2 separate regions of the Homo sapiens genome follow, and region 2 is linked to region 1. Evidence: chromatin loops called from intact Hi-C (ENCODE). Cell type or tissue: endothelial cell of umbilical vein. All regions are shown on one strand.

The links. Hi-C counts contacts between places; a loop is a spot of excess contacts. Peaks named below come from ENCODE experiments on the same cell type or tissue, not always from the same donor. Only the 100,000 strongest peaks of a DNase experiment are listed, where the experiment ranks them.
Region 2: a loop joins it to region 1, with 4 times the contacts of the local background. A loop is called at or near these places in 4 of 110 quality-filtered maps.

The regions. Positions count from the first base shown.
Region 1 is chr4:80,124,649-80,127,148 of GRCh38, reverse strand. No RefSeq gene overlaps it. Among named protein-coding and RNA genes, the nearest start is that of ANTXR2, 53 kb to the right of the region's middle. In endothelial cell of umbilical vein, a CTCF peak has its summit at 1,554 (motif pointing left); a DNase peak (open chromatin) is centred at 1,558; H3K27ac peaks cover 1,190 bases.
Region 2 is chr4:79,916,050-79,918,549 of GRCh38, reverse strand. All of the region lies in intron 16 of ANTXR2 (ANTXR cell adhesion molecule 2), which reads left to right. Among named protein-coding and RNA genes, the nearest start is that of PCAT4, 90 kb to the right of the region's middle. In endothelial cell of umbilical vein, a CTCF peak has its summit at 1,190 (motif pointing left); a DNase peak (open chromatin) is centred at 1,169.

The DNA.
Region 1 (2,500 bases):
CTCTGTGAAGCAGACACAAATATTATCTGTATTTTCCAGATAGGAAAACTGAGAAGTTAAGTATCTTGCCCAAGAATACACAGGAAAGGATGTGGCAGATACAATATTAAACAAGACATCAGGCTCCAGAGTCTACCAGACCAACCACTTTGCAATATTGCCTCTCATTATTAATAAATGACTAATTTCTTAGTGAAGGCATGAGTAGATAAGGCTCTTTTTTCTCCTCATTTATAGAAAAACTCAGAGAAAGAATGAGACAGAGCGACTAGAAAGGAGGAGGAAGGAAGGTGAGAGAGAGTGACAATTGAACAAAAGAAAAGAGTGATGACACAAAAAATAACAATAGTCAATAACATTTTTATGTGTTTCTTCTGTTTCTGTGCCAGAAACTTTGTTAGGCAACTTGTATACATTACTTTATTAATCACTCCAAGCACTTCATATGTGGATGCTTTTATTTTACCTCCTTATATTTATGAAGATGTTGGCATGGAAAGTTAAGCAAATTGCCCAACATTATGTAGCTAATATATGACAGAGCTGGGCTTTGAACCCAGGCCCGGGGATCCTTTTCCTCAACCACATTACTGAGCAGACTGAAAAGAAACTCCTAATGATGACTGGGGTGAGGCTAGTCCTCTGTAAAGTTACCAAATTGATCATTGTTGGGGTCTTCAATTTTTTGTCCCCGTTTAATAATTATAGTCTAGATGATCTGAACCCCTCCTCCCTAAATTGTTATTGAGAACCACATGGTCAAGCTTAGATTAGGAGACAGTATGGAGAGCAGCTGTTAAAATTCCAGCAGTGGGGTCTTCAATTTTGTAATATTTGATAGCCTTAATGGCTGTTCTCCCCTCCTTTCTGCCCCATGAGTGGGTAGCAGAAATTCCTGAATGAGAACTGCAAGCTAAGAGTCAGGAGGACTGCTCAGCTGGAGGGTGGGCAATAAAACCCAGTATAACACAGCATGAAAATAGTTTTTGGGGAAAAGAGATGTTGGAAATATACAAGCTTCAAAGCCTAGAGAGAAGAAAATTCAGATTTTTTGGGGGGCAGGAAACAGTAGCTGATAGTAGATGTGGTTATGATGTCACCAGGACTTCACCCAAATTAGCTCTTCATGACTTTACCTAGTGCCGCAGATGAAAGGAAATTAGATTCTCAAAGACTCAGGAGGATTAGAAGCTGAAGGCACTATTTTATTCTAAGCTGGAGATAGAAACAAGATAGGTCAGACCACAAGGGTCTGAAACCAGACTTCACAGGCTAGACTAAGGCCTGTTAGTTGAAAAAGCAATACCCCTGGCAGGGAAAAGCAGAATTTTCCGAATCTTGTAGAGGCTTGGGTCATATGCAGTGGTTTGCATCTGTTGACCACTCAGGATCCCGGTTACAAATACCTTCAAGGCAAATTATCCTCAGATGTCAGCAACATTTATTCATTTGTTCATCAAACATTCATGTTCTTGTAACGTGCCAGCCATGGTGCTAGGTGCTGGGTATATAGTAGAAAATGAAATAAATGTAACCTCTGCTCTCATGAAGTTTGCCATCTGGTGGAGAAGCCAGCAATTGAACAGATAAATACACAAAAACAAGTTTCAAGTTATAGAGAAATGAAGGAAAAGTGAAAAGTGCTTTGAGGAGAAGAAAGGCAGGGACATTGTACTGGACACAGAGATGAGCTATGCAGATCTTCCTTCAAGAAAAGACTTTCTGAGAATTTTTGCCTCTATGGTTATCAGTGACAGTGACCTGTAAGTTTCTTTTTCTGTTGAGTCATTATCTGGCTTTGTTATCAGGGTAATGCTAGCTACATAGAATGAATTTATGAAAGTATTCCCTCCTCTTTAATTTTTTTGAGAGTTTGATTCATTATTCAAATGTTTGGTAGAGTTCAGCAGTAAGCCATCAGGTCCTCAGCTTTTCTTGGATGGGAGACTTATGGCTTTTATTCTACTACTCATTGCTGGCTTGTTGAGGTTTTCTCTTGCTTCATATTTCAATCTTGGTAGGTTTTATGTGTTTAGGAATTTATCCATTTCTTCTAGGTTTTCCAATTTGTTGGCATATAGTTAGTTGCTCACACTAGTCTTGAATTATTCTTTGTATGTCTGAGGTCTCAGTTGTTATCTCTCCTTTTTTGTTTGTGTTTTTATATATTTATTTGGATCTTCTCTCTTTTTCTTTGTGTAACTAAACATTTGTTGAATTTTTAATCTTTACAAAAAAACAACATTTTGTTTTGTTGATATTCTGTATTTTTTTTGTCTCAGTTTTACTTATTTCTACTCTGGTCCTCATTATTTCTTTCTTTCTACTAATTTTGGGTTTGGTTTGTTCTTGCTTTTCTAGTTCCTTGAGATGTGTTTTTAGGTTGTTTATTTCTCCTTTTATGATATAGGTGTTTATTGCTTTAAACTTCTCTCTTAATACTGCTTTTGCTGTGCCTCATAGATTTTGATATGTTGTATTTTCATTTTCATTTGTTTCA
Region 2 (2,500 bases), 210 kb after region 1:
TCCATAGCCTCGTGTCCTTCATTGTTTTTTAATAAAAAGTCAACTGTCGTGCTTATCACCATTCCCTCTTTATATCTCATTGTGGGGCAGGGTAAGGGGAAAGAGTTATGCTTTCATGACATTCTTGGTTTTCAGAAGTTTAACTCTATATTCCCTGGGTTTCTATGTATTTATCCTTCTCATGGTTAACTGAGTTTCTTTGATCTGTAAGTTTGTGTCTTCTATCAATTCTAGGAAGTTCTGAGCATTTATTTTTCAAGTAGTTTTTTAGCCCCATTTTTTGTCCTCTCCTTATGGGACACTTATTACTTATATGACAAACCATTGGATATTGTCTCATAGGGCTCAGATTCTCCTTAGTTATTTTCTTCTTTATTTTTTAATTTGAACAATATCTATTCTCCTACCTTCAAATTCAGTGAGTGTTTCTTCTGCTGTGTCCGTTCTACTTTAACACCAATCAAATACATTTTTTATTTCGGATATTGTATATTTTCTCTTTAGTTTTGGTATCCTATTATTACAGTTTCTTATTTATAGTTTCCATCTCTTCTGATGTTCCCAGTATCTTTATGCATGTTACCTGCCTTTTTTGCCAGATCTTTTATTATTTTTATCATAGCTATTTGAAGTCCATGTCTATTAACTGCAACATCTAAACCACCTGTAGATTTGCCTATATTATCTGTGTTTTCATTGATTATGAGTCATACTTTTATGCTTCTTTGTGTGTACCATAATTTGTAATTTTATACTAGATATTGGGAATTAAAAAAGAGACTCGTCTGGTAACGTTTACCCTTAGAAAAGCACATACCACTTCCTTTGTCCTGTTGCTAATCTGTAGTTAAGTTTTACTCTTACTTATTTTTAGTTCACTAGTAGCTTTCATGAATTTGAGGATAGGATTAAGGATTTGCCTTCAGTAGAGAGTTATCTCTATCTCTCTTGCTTTTTCCATTACAGTTCATCAGCAAGCTTGTAAAGTTGCAGCGGAGGTCTCTTTTGTCTCTAACTGCCACAGTCCCCTTAACTGGCCAAACTTTCTGTACCTTGGGAGACCCACTTTCAAACTGATTTTCTGCCTGCAGACTTGGACTGGCCAATGACTTGCAATCTGAGAGGGCCCCATGAGTTTTGGTGGGATACTTCTCAGTTCTGCTTCCAGGTTTCAGCAGGCTGCCACCTTGTGGTTGGGGAAGGCTCTGGGTCCCTCAGGGCTATTTTTTTTTCTTTCCTCTTGCCATGTCCCAAACCTTCAGTGGGCTGCTTCTATTCCCTTTGAGAAGGCTCCATGTGCCTTTGGAGGAGGAAATATTTCTCTACCCTCTTGCCTTTCTCCCAGCCTTCAGTTGACTACTTCTTGGCTCTCAAAGAAAGCCTCAGATACTGTGGTAGGACCTCTCCACACCAGCTTTCCTGCCATGTTCTATGCTTTTGGCAGGCCTCCGCCTTGCACTTAGTGAAGTTTATTTTAATTTGTTGGGATTTCTTTTTATTGTGTAACTGTTTTTCAAAAGTCAAACATTTACATGTTTGTATTTAATAGCATATAACAAGATATATTGAAATTTATCTCATTTACATTCTTATTCAGTCTACTCTGTACCTCTCACCTGTTGCTAACCAATTTTATTTTCAAACGAATTATTTTTTTCTTTCCCTTTAAAAATTAAGCATATGTTAATGCCAGTGTATCTTTCTTTTTTGTAATATAAAAGATGCTATAGTGTGTATACTATATGCTCCTTCATTTTAACCCCCTTCATAAATCCTGTTCATCACTCCACAATGGTGTATAGAAATTTTCCTCATTCTTTCTAACAGATGTATATTATTTATAGCATTCCATTTTCTATCTGTATCTTAATTTATTCGACTTTTCTCTTCCTGGTGGACATTTGGATCATTTTCAATTTCTTGTTAACACCAGTAATGCTACAATATTCATAAATTGCTTTCTGTTTTTTTATTGCTTTAAGGTCATATTATGAGAAATTTTTTTACTATTGATTTAAGATCTATGAAATGATCTGTATTCTAATTGAGATTAGAAAGCAGAAAACAATTTCTACATTATCTACTATGTGCCTCACAAAATAAATGTTAAGCAACTAAAAAGGTATATAGAATTCTGTCCTGATTATATCTATATCTATTTATTAATACCTTTGGGGCATCTACCTCCCATTTTGACTTATTAGGAAGCACAAAAGAAGGTATTTCCAACAAAGATTTTTATAGATATCTATATCTACATCTAGATATGTATCTTACTTGGAATTAATAATTTAGAAGCATCTATTTCATCTTATGAGGTGTGGTTTAGGTGTACCATTAACTGCCAACTGTATGCCTGAATTTCAACAAATATTTAAAAATGGGTATTTGCAAAATAAATATTAACCATATGTATAGAGTCACTGAAATTTTGCAGGTGCCATGACAGATTAAAGATACTGAATAAAAAACATTTAAAGGTAAATTTTTCAGCCAAACT